Linked DNA regions of Homo sapiens: region 2 is linked to region 1. Evidence: chromatin loops called from intact Hi-C (ENCODE). Cell type or tissue: HCT116. All regions are shown on one strand. Each heading gives the region's core, and the rest is flanking DNA. Links, peaks and the distances in the headings are about the cores only. Region 1 overlaps ARSB (arylsulfatase B). Region 2 holds the start of BHMT (betaine--homocysteine S-methyltransferase).

What was found. A loop is a pair of places that touch in the nucleus more often than their neighbours do. Peaks named below come from ENCODE experiments on the same cell type or tissue, not always from the same donor. Only the 100,000 strongest peaks of a DNase experiment are listed, where the experiment ranks them.
Region 2: it touches region 1 in a loop (3.0-fold over the local background); 2 of 110 quality-filtered maps call a loop at or near these places.

Annotation. Positions count from the first base shown.
Region 1 is chr5:78,896,277-78,903,491 of GRCh38, forward strand. All of the region lies in intron 4 of ARSB (arylsulfatase B), which reads right to left. Among named protein-coding and RNA genes, the nearest start is that of ARSB, 85 kb to the right of the region's middle. RefSeq lists a silencer at 3,793-3,882. In HCT116, for the core only: a CTCF peak has its summit at 3,732 (motif pointing right); a DNase peak (open chromatin) is centred at 3,765.
Region 2 is chr5:79,106,040-79,113,254 of GRCh38, forward strand. BHMT (betaine--homocysteine S-methyltransferase) reads left to right here and starts at 5,770. Exons shown (of 8, transcript NM_001713.3): 1 at 5,770-5,879. The coding sequence starts at 5,847. RefSeq lists an enhancer at 6,096-6,940. In HCT116, for the core only: a CTCF peak has its summit at 4,013 (motif pointing left); a DNase peak (open chromatin) is centred at 4,012.

The DNA.
Region 1 (7,215 bases), core at 2,236-4,735:
GGAACAGGAATGTTTCTGCAGAGGCTTGTGCAAGGATGACTATGGACCACACACTTCCTTCAGCTCCAACGCACTGGCTCCCTGGAGGGGAGCCAGGATGAGATCATGAATTAACTGAGATGATCTGAATTGACTGGAACCAGGTTTCCTCCACCCAGCAGAATAGGGACCCCAGAGGTACTGCGTTCAGTGACAGGGTAAAAAAGAAGTAAGTTATATTCTTTGCAGATCTAAGTTTGTGCACTGAAATTTGTGATTACTATGCATATGTGTGAGCACTATGGCTGGATGTCCTAGACTTGATGGATATAATAATTGTGTTAGGCTATTTTGTAGGCGAAATAGAAGTTAAATCCATTTTTATTGTTTTGGTTATTTTGAAGCAGTAATATGGACTCATTCCAAGACTTTACATTTTTATGTAATAGCAACTATAATGATAGGAAAAGTACTGAAATCAGAAGAAAGTTTGTTTCTATAACATGCCTCTCAGGCTTTTCAAATCTAACATCCCCACCCTTTTCATAACAAATATTTTGTGATGCTCCTTTGTCCTGAAATGGAATTTATATACAATACTGTAACTATATGTCTAATTAAAAAAAATAACTCTCAGTGTAATACAGAGTAGAAAAAGGCAATTAATAATAAAATAGCATGTATTTCATAGGAAAATGCGCAGGTTCAACCCTAAAAGACATAGCAAAGTGGTTAGATGAGTGCATACAGTTATAGACGAAATAAATTTGGACTTAAGGCCATTCTATAGTAGAAATACAAAAAAAAAGAGAGAGCAGGGATAAATGCTAAAATAAAGATTAGAATATTAATTATATATTAAAACCACGCAAAAAATACTTTGTGTTTATGTGTAAAACATAGAGACTAGACTTAGGTTCTAGTCTCAGAAAATTGTAAACAAGCTTTTAATCTTCATGACTAACCAGCAGGATATTTTGTAAGTTGTACAGGACTTGGGACAATTCCTCACTGTGTGGGGTTATTACGGGCATTGCATCCTGAGCCCCCTACTCACTAACTATCAGTAACACTCAAGTGAATTTCTAAAATACTCTCAGTAAAAACCACTGCCCTATACAATGGCAGGATTGGGACATATGGCCAGAGATAGGTAGTGACCTCTCTTTCAAGAGGCTTCACAGGTTAGCACTCATTACCTTGTGAATTTAACACAGTTTGGGGTCTGGCCTAAACCTCTGTAAGCTTATAAATAATTCTAACAGCATATGGAAAGAGGTTCCACTTTTTAGAAGCAGAATCACTGTAAATGATATATATATAATCACAAAGTCAATTAATTGATTTACAAAGTAAATTTATCACAGTGACTGGCATGTTTATGGCCCATGGGAGTGGCATAAATGTATGGGAAATCAAGTTATAATCAGATCTCCTGGTAAGTAAGGACTCAGATATAATATTTGTATTTTTGTAATATGTGGACTCTCATAATAATTATTTTTCAGATCTAAAATATATTCTATAAATATAAAATATTTATATTTACTATATTCAAAAATGCACTAAAAGCTGCTTTAATGAGAAAATTCACCAATTTTTAAATATTTTTTTCTAGCAACTAAGACTTCAAAAATGATTAATCTAAGTTCATTCAGGAAAAAATAGATAACGTACATGCCCTATACCCATTAAAGACATTGAAATTAGTAATTAAAAACCTCCCCACAGGCCGGGTGCGGTGGCTGACGCCTGTAATCCCAGCACTTTGGGAGGCTGAGGTGGATGGATCACATGAGGCCAGGAGTTCGAGACCAGCCTGGCCAACATGGAGAAACCCCGGCTCTACTAAAAATACAAAAATTAGCCAGGTGTGGTGGCAGGCACCTATAATCCAAGCTACTCAGGAGGCGGAGGCAGGAGAATCGCTTGAACCCGGGAGGCAAAGGTTGCAGTGCCGAGACTGTGCCACTGCACTCCAGCCTGGGCGACAGAGTGAGGCTCTGTCTCAAAACAAAACAAAACAAAACCTTCTCACCAAGAAAATTTCAGGCCCAAATGCCTTCATTGGCAAATTCTACCAAACATTTAAGAAAGGAATAATACTAGTTCTATACAAACTCTTTCAAAAAATAGATAGGAATCCTGTACTTCCCAACTTATTCTATGAGGCCAGCATTACTCTGACACCAAAATGAAACAAAGACATTACAGAAAAAGAAAACCACAATGAACACAGGTGTAAAAATCTTTAACAATATTTAGGAAATCAAATTTAGCTTTATATAAAAAAACATACATTAGTTTTCTATTACCACACACTTAGCAGCTTAAACAATACACACTTATTATTGTACAGTTCTGCAGGCTGTACAATACATTCAGCTGCTGAGGCCTGTACAAGTCTGATGCAGGTCTCACTGGGCTAATGTCAAGGTGTTGAGAGGGCTGCATTCCCTTCTGGAAGTTCCATTTCCTTGCCTTTCTAGCAAATCCATTTCCTTGCCTTTCTAGCTTCTAGAGGCTGTTTTCACTCCTTGGCTCATGTCTTTTGAGCTTCATAGTAGAGTTATGAGTGGATTGCATACCAGCAATACAGTAAGAGAGTATTCTGAGTTTGTCCAGGTACTTAATTTTACCTGTAGGTTTTATACTTTGAAAAGTTTTCTTTTGCACATTAGCGTTTTTTCTTTCAGACTGAAGAACTGCCTTTAGTATTTCTTGCAAGATGGATCTAGTGGTGGTGAATTCTCTCAGCTTTTGTTTGTCTGGGAAAGATTTTATCTCTCCTTTATATTTGAATGATAATTTTGCTGGATACAATATTCTTGGATGGCAGGCTTTTTTTGTCTCTCTTTGAGCAATCTGAAAATGCCATTCCACTCCCTCCTGGCCTGTTTAGTTTCCTTAGAGTAATCCGTTGCCACATGAATTAGAGCTACTTTACGTGTTATTTGCTTCTTTTCTCTGCTGCTTTTAGGATCCTCTCTTTGTCCTTGACCTTTGAGAGTTTCATTTTTCTATGCCTTGGAGTAGTCTTATTTGGGTCAAATCTGTTTGGTGTTCTCTGACCTTTCTGTAGCTGGATATTTCTCTTTCTCAAGTTTTGGAAAGTTTTCAGTTCTTATCCTTTTGAATCAACTTTCTACCCCTTGCTCTCGCTTCACTCTCTCTTGAACACCAACAGCAGTAATTCTTAGATTTGGTCTTTTGAGGTAATTTTTTACATATTGTAGGTGGTCTTTGTTACATTTTATTCTTATTTCTTTTTTCTTCTCTGATTGTGTATTTTCACACAGCTGGTTTTTGAGCTCATAGATTCTTTCCTCTGCTTGGCTCACTCTGCTGCTCAGAGCCTCTTAAGAGTTCTTCAGTTTGGCAAATGTATTTCTCAGTTCTAAGATTTCTGTTTGATTTTTTAAAATTATTTCAATCTCTTTGTTAGATTTCTCTGATAAATTTCTGCTTTTCTGTATTATCTTGGAGATACCTGAGTTTCCTTAAAACTGCTATTTTAAATTATTGGTCAGAAGCTAATAGTCGCCATCTCGTTAGGGTCAGTCATTGGATTTTTGCTTTGTCCTTTGGGGAGACTGTGGTTCCCTGTTTGCTGTTGTTACTTGCGGGTATATGTCTATGTCTTTGCATTGAAGGATTAATTATTGATTCTAGTTTTCTCTGTCCAGCTTGTTTTGTCTTTCATTGAATATATTTGCTTAATCTTTGCAACTAGATTGCTGCCTCCTTTTCGGCTCTAGGTGGCGCTATAAGCCCAGGTTCACTTTGGCTCTAGTAAACGGTTGCAGTGCTGCCTGTCCCAAATGGGGGAGTCACCAAAGGGATTATCCCAGGTATGTTCTACAGGCTCCTAGGCAGGAACCCCTAGTCAGCAGTGTGGGAAGACTGGCTAGGGGTTCCTGCCCATGGGAACCTGTGGAATGTACCTCCTACAGTGTGGTGCTGCTGAATAGCCACTCTGATTTGGTGTCTCATTTGGCTGAGTTACAGAGCAGAGTTTCCAGGGTTGGGGATGGTAGTCTCACCTTCTGACCTTTGTTGCAGCCTGTCCTCAGAGATATTTCTCCCTACAGGCACTCACAATGCTTCCCATGAGTTAAGGCAGGGACAGGACTCCTGCTACGGAACCCAAGAAGGTGAGGAAGCTGGTTGACCACTCAATTTCACTTTTTCCAGTGTAAAAACAGAATTGAGGGAGATTTTCCACATGCTTGGTGCTGAAAGAATGTAGGGGAGGGGACTCGCAGACGTGGAAATCTGATTCTCCAATCATATGCTCAAGGTTTTTCCACTTCTCTGTGGCCCTGGGGGCTGTCTCATCCTCATACTTGAACTCTGGGTTGTTGCTGGTGAAAATCTCAATGCTATATATTTGTTTTTGGTCTTCTATTGAGGGATTGAAGCTGGCTTGCTTCTATACTACCATTTTGAAATCCTGCATTCCTTGATTCATGCCCTCTTCCTTCACCTTCAAAGTCAGCAATGGGCGGGCGCAGTAGCTCACGCCTGTAATCCCAGCACTTTGGGAGGCCTAAGGAGGCAGATCACGAGGTCAGGAGATCGAGACCATCCTGGCTAACACAGTGAAGCCCGTCTCTACTAAAAATACAAAAAAATTAGCTGGGCATGGTAGCGGGCGCCTGTAGTGCCAGCTACTTGGGAGGCTGAGGCAGGAGAATGGTGTGAACCCGGGACCTGGGAGGCAGAGCTTGCAGTGAGCCGAGATCGCGCCACTGCCCTCCAGCCTGGCGACAGAGCAAGACTCCGTCTCAGGAAAAAAAAAAAAAAAAAAAGTCATCAATGATGGTTGAATCCTTTTCATATCATATTACCCGACCTCCTCTTCTGCCTCCCTCTTCCACTTTTAAGGTCACCGATTGCACTGGTCCAACCAGATAATCCAGGACAATCTCCTCATCTTCAGGTCAGTTTATCAGAAACCTTAATTTGGTCTGCAATCTTAATTCCCCTTGTCATATAACATAACATATTCACAGGTTCCAGGCTTTAGGGCATGTTTGGAGGCAGGAGGGAGACGGGGGATTACTCTGCCTACCACAAACATGATGATAAAGTGATATTTATCCCAAGACTGCAATCAATTTTCAAATAGAAGAACAGAGTTAGAAGAATTATACTATCCAATTTCAAGAACTACTATAAAGCTACAGTAATCAAGATTTCATGGAACTGGAATGGAGTGCCTAGTAAAACAACCACATTTAAATGGTCATTTGCTTTTTAGCAAGGGTGCCAAACCAACCAATAGGGAAATAGTTTTTTCAAAAAAAAATAATGCTAGAGTATTCTGATATCTACGTTAAAAAAAACAAACAAAACCTTGACAAACCCTACTTCATAACACACATAAAAATTAAAGATGAATCATATTACAACTCAATAATAAAAGATAACCAAATTAAAATATTGACACAGGATTTAAATAGACATTTCTCTAAAGAAGATACACAAAAATAGATGGTCAATAGATACACAAAAAGATGTCCCACATTAGTCATCCAAGAGGCACAAACTAAAACCATAAGAAGATACCACTTTATACCCAATAGGATTACTATATAACAAAAAAGACAGACAATTGACAAGTGGTGGTAAGGACGTGGAGAAACTGGAACACTCATAAATTGCTGGTGGGAGTGTAACATGATGCAGCTGCTTTGAAAAACAGTGTCTTAGTCTTGTTTTCTGTTGCTGTAACAGAATACCATAGGCTGGTTAATTTATATAGAAAACAAGTTTATTTAGCTCATGGTTCTGGAGGCTGGGAAGTCTAAGAACATGGTGCTGGCACCAGGTGAGGGCCTTCATGTGGTGTCATAACATGACAGAGGGCATCATATGATAAGAGGGCAAGAGCAAGAGAGACTGAGAGAACTCACTTTTATAACAAAGCCACTCTCAATGTAATGAACCCATTCCTGTGACAGTGACATTAATCTATTCATGATGGCAAAACCCTCATTAATCCATTCATGAGGACAGAAGGATTCGGTTTCCAACACATGAACTTTTGGGAGATACCTTCAAACCATGGCAAAGGGTTTAGCAGTTCCTCATAAAGTTAAACATAGATTTACCACATGATCCACCAATTCCACACCTAGGTATATACCCAAGAGAAGTAAAAATATATGTCCACACAAAAATTGGTACCTGAATGGTCATAGCAGCATTATTCATAATAGCCCAAAAAAGTAGGAACAACCCAAATATCCATTAACTGATTAATGGATTTTTTAAAATGTATATTTTCAGCAATGTATAGCAATAAAAGGGATATTATGCATCAGCAAAAAGAAATGAAATACTGATTTATGCTACAAAATGGATGAACATCTAAAACATTATGCCAAATAAAAGAAGCCAGACACAAAAAGCCATATATTGTATGATTCCATTTTTACGAAATGTCTAGCTTAGTAAAATCCATAAGGACAAAACATAGATTATGTGATTGACAGAGGGAGGAAAGGGAGTTGGGAGTAACTGCTAAGGGGTAGAGAATTTCTTGTATGTTTAATTTTTAAAATGTTCTAGAATTAGACAATGGTGATGATTGCACAACTTTGTGAATATACTAAAAACCAGTGAACTGTATACTTTAAAAGGATGAATTTCATGGTATATGAATTATATCTCAATAAAAACAATACTGTATGAGGAAAAAGAAGATAGATCAAAGACCTAAATGCAACAGCTAAAACCATAAAACTTTTATAGAAAAACAGAGAATAGGTCTTAGAATAGGTCAAAAGTTTCTTAAAACCAACAGTTTTGTTTAATATATTTATGTATAAAAATAGATAAGACCCATAATGGTGTACCAGGGAGCAAAATGATGATGTAACTTCAGAGGGGGAATAAGCAGTGGGAGAAAGTACAGCTCTGGTCAGCTGGGGAGATCTCATTGCAAGTAAGCACCCATCCTGGATGTTTTGCCATTTGGATGAGAGGTGCGTTAAAGAAAAAATCCTACATTCAGGAAAAGTCTTCCTAGTGTCACAAGAATGTAAAAAATCTGCTTCATTTAAACAGTCCAAGCCTGCCCACTCCATGTATATTTCAGAACACAAGCAGGGATATATCTCAGCACAAAAGATGTGATTCCTCGAGACAGCATTCTAAATACTTCCCTAATTATCAAAACCCAGAGCTTCCAAGACATGTCAGATTCTTTGTTCTTGTTTTCACCAGTCC
Region 2 (7,215 bases), core at 3,059-5,558, 210 kb after region 1:
TTCTAAGTCAACAGGGGGCCATGTACTGATAATAATCTCAAAGTAGACTAAAGTCATGTACTAGTTTACCGCCAAAGAAACGCTTTACATAGGCAAAGATTTCCAGCATCAGCACCAGCTAAAGCCCTCACAAAATCCTCTTCAGATGCAGCTGACTAGTACAGTTATGTGCAAACCATCAGGAAATGGAAATGAGAAAACAGCATGTTTTGTGTAAGAAAAAAAAGGGGTGGCAGGGTGTGGATTCCAACCTGGTAGTGAATTTCCCGTCACATGTAAGCTCCTCAGTGTGGTGCTGGTGTCTAAGTTCCCCCGGGTTAGAATCCACATCTCATCCCACTATAACCAGCTATCCCCTATAACCAGCTATCCCTGAGTTGCTGTTGATCTTTCTGTTGCCATCTCTCCCTTCTCACACCACACACCCGCCAGGCTGCTGTGTATTTCTTTCTTCTGCAGGGTTGAGACCAAGTCGCAGGGCTGTCCCTGGGGTATGACTACCCAGATCAGGAGCTACATACTGGAGCTGATGGACCACTTAAACATCATGTACCAGACCCCTGGGAAAAAGGGGACCTATAGCATCCACTCCAACCGTTTCCTATTAAGACAGAGAAAGATGAACTAAGACATCTATTAGCAGCTCACAAAGATGATAGAAATTAAGATTTGAATGGCTATTCCCAGAACTTAGTGCTTCTGTTTTCCAATGCCTATCAAAAACAACAACATTTCAGAATGACTAGGCAACCCAAGGGTTACACACAGTGCAGAAGTCATGGGGTATTTGGTGGGGTAGCCTGGTCAGGACAGACTATTTTCTGTCTGTCACTAACTGTATGTCCAATGAATTGGAACTTCTGACCAGGAGAAGGGACCTCTGGGTCGGGCCAGGTGAGTGGGAATGTCCATGAGTCAGATGAGGTTATAAAAAGTTTGGGGAGCTTTTGAGAAAAACAATCTACTGAAAAGAAAGCATAGAGTAACTCTAAAGAGTGTGATCTCTGGCTTCATTCGGCCCAGCTGACGTCCTCTCTCAGCTCTGTGCTTACTATTGACATGATCTTGGGAAAGTTCTCATCTGGCCTCCATGGGCCTCAGCACTGTCATCAGTAAAATCGGGCTGGTCAAATCCCTACCTCACAGGGCTATTGTAAGGATTACTAATGCTTACAAAGCACTTAGCACAGCTAACTCCACATAGGAAGTGCTCATAAAGTTACAGTTATCTGCTTAAAAAAAAAAGCCACAAAAGGGCATGTGACAGGCTAATCATCCTGTTAGAAAGCATTTGAGGAAAAGCAGAAGAGAGGAAATTTCAGAGCTAGAAAGGGAACTCAGGATGCAATTACCATGCTGAGAGGATAGTTCTGGGAAACTGGAGGTGTCCAGAATGAACAAGAATATCAGCTGGAGGACTCCTCTGTGGAAAGCCAGGAGATGCTGGAGACGCTGGATATGCTGGCTAATCTGCAAGCCCTGAGGGAAGCATTTTCACCTGTGGTGGAAGGAAGCTCTGAGATAACAAGCAAAAACAAAAAGCTCAGCTGTTTCTCTAAGAACTAGGAAATTAAAGGCAAAAACTCAAGCATGGGCAGCAGTTGGAGGCACCAGCAGGAGCCACAGGCACGGTCAGAGCCGGGCTCAGGAAGGGCTCGCTGATGGCAAGGGAAAGGCAATGAAAGCACCCTGGGAAGAGGCTGTTTTGTGCTCTAAGTTTATGCCAAACCAAATGCAAAGACAAATCTGAAAAGTCACCCAGCTTCAACTTCTAATTTTCCATATGAAGAAACCAAGACCCTTTAAAGAGGAGTAATTGTGCAGTGGTTGGCTATGCATGAACGTGTTGGGACAAATGCATGTATGTGGCCACTGCAATAGACAGGGTGCTGGACAGGACAGGTAAACTGAGGAAAACCTGTGCACCTGCAGAAGAGAGTTTTAGAAGGAAAATCCACCTCATCAACCTTTTAGTATCGTCATCCTGGCAAGAAAAAATAACGGGGGTTAGTGGCAGTAGGAAAATGTAAGGCAAATGAAATCTTCGGTTTGGGGGCTACTTGGGGGAACATGTATTCCGTAACCCCAAATATACCTTCTATTTATAGCAGAAGTTGAAAGCCCAAATGCCTTTAAGGTAAGGTAAATATGTGAACCAGAAGAGTGCAGGGCAGCTGGGTGTGGTACAGACCAGCAAATGGGAAGGGTGGAAGCGCCACATAAAGGAATTCACATTCAATTTTTTAAAAACACTGGCCTTGCCAAAGGAAACGCAGAAGCTGGCTCCATTTCCACATCAGCAGTTTGCAAACACTGTTCTGTACAGTGTTAACATGTAAAACCACCATTAAACACAGTGTTAAAACATCATTAAACATCATACTAAAATATAAAACATCATTAAACACAGTGTTAAAGTATCTTCAATGGTTTAAGGCTAAATGAAACATATTTAGTCTAAAAAGGCCTGTGAAAAGTCAGTTTCATTTTAAAAGAGATCCCAGTTGAGTGGGAAATGAAAAGTCCTGACATTTTTCCATCTACATATTGGTAAAAGGAACATTTTAGCACTTATATGAGATGGTTTCTATCTCTTCCTTGAAAAAAAAAAAAAAGGAGATGATATCCTTTACTTCCAGCACCAAGCATAGGGTTTAAAACATTGTATTAATGGTACCTAAATGTTTATTGAGTGAATAAATAGGATTTCAAATAGAACAAAGCACTGGTCAGAGACAGAACAATAACCGAGTATCTTTTGAGGTTGTAAAATGAAGGGGGTGGATCGCCAGCTCTAAGTCTCCTCTTCTTCTTTGGGATTTATTTTTAACCCCCAACATCTTTGTACACAGCCATGGACTTCAGTCTTATGACCTCCCTCATCTGGTTGACTCCAGTAGAGATCAGAGAACATAGGCAGCCTCCCAAGGACAGTTTATTGCAGAACTCACTTCCTGCCAGGTGCAGTGGCTCACGCCTGTAATCCCAGCACTTTGGAAGGCCGAGGCGGATGGATCACCTGGGGTCAGGAGTTCAAGACCAGCCTCTCCAACATGGTGAAACCCCGTCTCTACCAAAAAATACAAGTTAGCCGGGTGTGGTGGCGCCAGCCTGTAATCCCAGCTACTCGGGATGCTGAGGCAGGAGAATCACTTGAACCCAGAAGGCAGAGGTTGCAGTGAGCTGAGATTGCACCACTGCACTCCAGCCTGGGCGACAGAGTGAGACTCTATCTCAAAAAAACAAACAAACAAGCAAAAAACCTCACTTCCTAAGTGGTATCCAAGCAGACTTAGTTCTCTGGGAATGGGGCAAAGAAACTTCAGGGAGCATGCTGATGATCCATCTAACTCCCTAACTTCGTGGTTCTTGAGAACAAAGAGGGGACACCCACCTCACAGAGTTGTGTGGGGTAAATAATGTTGTGTAAGTAAAAGGCTTAGTGCCTTTTACATACATGGTGGATATTATCATCTATTATGGAAATAAGTGAATAATTTTTTAAATGGACCTAATTGGGGGTGGGGGCATGGGATAGTTAGGACAACAAATTGAGAGGCCCAGAAAAAACAAAAATATTTTGACAGCACCTATAAATCATTCTGGAAAAGCTGGGAGTCGATAATTTTTTTAAAAAACGAAAATTCCCTACGTTCGAGTACAAATCCTTTTATATACATCTATACACTTAGGTATGCATAAAATTCCTCTGGAAGAACGGTTAACAGGCAATAGTGGTTACCTCCAGGGAGGGGACTTGATCTGCAACAGCAGCTGGGGAAAGGCTTCTAAATTTTTTTTGCCATGTTTGTTCTTGGAGAAATAAAGATTAAAAAAGTAAAATTTTTGCCATGTGTCTATATTACCTATTAAAAATTCATAATTCACTTCTAAATTTAATGCTACTAGTTTAAAATTTCTCCCAAGTTTTGCCACATTTTGAGGAAACTGAAATTGGGAACGTCGGCTTTCAGCCTTTATTGAGTGTTAGAGTGCTTATACCGCCTCCTAGTGCCAGATACCCACGACTGCGGCTGCTCCCTGCAGCCACCGCGGGGCTCACTCTAGACCTGTTCATCTCACCAGTGCTCACCAGGTGAATACCTTAACTAGTTAACGCATTAACTAACTAAACTGTTACCTATTCGGATACTCCAATGCCTTCAAGGTGTTTTTTTTTTTTAATCTAGGTACTGTGAAGAATGACTTTACCTCATGCCTCATTCTTGCTGACCCCAGATCACAGTTGGGGGTGGAGGAGCCAATGAAATAATAGATCACTTGAATAACAGTATATCCTTTCACCTTTTCATTTCTTTTTCCATTTTAAACTTGACATACTTAGAAGCAAAAGGACATTTTTACTTTCTCAGTTGTATTTCAAACACATGTCACTTTAGCCGTTAAATTTGTATTAATTCATCAGGTGTTGCAGTAACTTTCTTCTCTGCATGTGTTGAAATGGAGGTTGTTTGTCCACATACAGAATTTTTTTACATGCTTTTATTTGGGTAAAATTTTCTGAACTGTGTTTCAGATATTTCATTGTTCTGTAGGCTATTTACTGTCATGCTGTACATTTTTTTTTCTTTTGAGACAGAGTTTCACTCTTTTTGCCCAGGCTGGAGTGCAATGGCACAATCTCGGCTCACTGCAACCTCTGCCCCCAGGGTTCAAGCGATTCTCCTGCCTCAGCCTCCCGAGTAGCTGGGATTACAGGCGCCTGCCACCATGCCCGGCTAATTTTTGTATTTTTAGCAGAGACGGGGGTTTCACCATGTTGGCCAGGCTGGTCTCGAACTCCTGACTTCAGGTGATCCACCCGCCTCACCCTCCCAAAGTGCTAGGATTACTGGCATGAGCCACCGTGCAGGCCATGCTGTACATTTTTTAAAGTAATGTTTTTATTATTTTAAAATCAATGTATTCTCATTATAAAAATATTTTGGAAAATACAGTGAAACATGAAGAATAAAATAAAACAAGCCTTAATTCCGCCATCAATAGGTAACTACTGTTAACATCTCTATTCCCTCCAGTTCTTCTAATGTCTATGTTTTTATATCGTTTTCATGCTGAATTTTGAAGTCTTCAAAGTACATTTCTGCTTCCATTTATAAATGTTAAAAGTCTGTCCTTGTTAAATATTACAAACATATTCTTATTAGAAACTACTGTGTTATTAGAAACTGCAAGGCATGTTTGGGTATAGGGGTAGAAGGTCATTTTGAACATACCCGCCAATTCAGGGTTAGTATTGGACTCCTCTACTAAAGCCGCATTTGTGTCCCGTTATACTGGATGTATATCACACAGGAGATCACACTCCAGGCTGAAGATCTTCCAGGACTTCATCCCCTGATTCCATAATCTTGACGCCTTGGCCTTTGACAAATATCTGAGCATCGAATGGACTTCTCAGAGGCCTCTCTGGCAGCCTAAGTGGGCCATGGTGCATGATCCCAGGTGAGCGAGAGGACGGTCAGGGTCGGGGCAAAAGTGCAAGAGGCAAAAGGGACGCTAGGCAGGTTTGAAATCTGAGCGAGTGGCAACCTCGCTTTTTCTTATCTTACTTTTCGGTGGTTCCACCCATTTGGGTGAACAATCTGGATTACCTCCTTGGCAGGCCAGGTTCCCAACAGGAGGCGGGCCTGATGAAGGGCTGGTGGGCGTGTTCCCGCCCAAGGTCCGTGTTGGCCCGCGCGGTGGCTGGGAGGCCCTCCCCACGCCCAACTGCGGGTATAAAGAGGCAGGCTGCGGACTCGGAGCAGCTCGGGGCTGCGCAGCGGGAAGGCTCGCCTAGTCGGTCCGCATCCGTGTCGACCACCTGTCTGGACACCACGAAGATGCCACCCGTTGGGGGCAAAAAGGCCAAGAAGGTGAGTCTCCAGGGGACCCGAGGGCGCTCTCCTTCCCCTCCCACCTGCTCTGTATCCCAGCCTCTGGGAGCGCAGAGGGGCCCTCGGACCCTGCCTGGTACCCATCATCCTCCTACTCCCTCCCCTCCCTCAGCCTCAGACCAGAATGTGCTTCCAGAACTTCTCCAGCAGGACCCCAAGGCGCCTCTGAGCCTCCCCACTCCTGCCCCACGTTCAGAGCGCGCCCCCAGAGCGCCTCTGTCCCCTCCAGCCCCAGCCCAGCTTGGACCAGAGTGCGCCCCAGATCTATGTGATCCTTGCCTCTCAGACCCAAAGGCACCCTCTGAGCCCTCCCTGACGGCTGGGTGTCCCCAGAACTCCGAGCCTTCCAATATCTTCTGAATCTGGCACCCCAAGACCAGAAAACTCCCTAGAGATACTGCTCCTAGCCCCGCAGGCGCGATATCCCGTCCCCACGGAGCCCCTCCGCATCTGTGTCCGAGGCCGCCGCGAGCGCCCTCTGCACCCGGCGCGCCCAGAACAGGGAGGAGTGCACGGCGCTGGCTCCGACATTTCCCGCCTGGATCTGCACCGCGGGTGTCGGGGCCGCCTCCCCGCCGGGTTCTCGCTGCACCCAAGGCCCAGGCGCTGGTTGGGTGATTGCAGATTTTCACAGGCAATTTGATGTCCGTGATGACAGAAAAATGTCATCCGAAATGTCAGCCTCGAAAACATGGTTTAAGAAAAAATGGGCAGAGTGGCTGTAAGATACTGAGGAAGGGCTGTTGATGAAATTGTAAAACCCAATTCCAGCTCCAGATGAACAAGTCCATCTCTTGGCTATCCCAGTGGCTTGTTGGGAGGGGTATTTTCAGTCCAGACGGTAGGCCTTCCTCTAATTTGGGGAACGGATGGATAGATGGACTGACTGCCGTGGAATGAGACTGGACAGGTGGGAAGAGAGAGAGAAGGATGGAGGGAGGAGAGAATAAACTTGACCTTTTGGTCAAATGCCCAGTCCCAGGCCTGGCACGACAGAGGCCCCCGGAAAATGGTAGGGAGGCAGATGGGGCCAGGCCAACTGTATCCTCTGGGCTGTAAGGACAGTGAGAAAGGTCCAGCTCTCATCCCAGTGCCTGCCCTGCTGGAGAACCAGCTGAGGTGTGCCCAGTTTCTAAAGGGATGGCCTCCCAAATCAAAAAGACCTCTACACAAGGAAGAAGGTCAATTCGGTTACAGATTCTAAATGCAGCATCGTGGATGCATGTTGATGGCATGAGTGGGTGTTGAGATGGCAAAGGACTATGGACTATCACCAGTCAAAGGAGGGTGAGAATTTCGCCAGTCCCTAAATGTA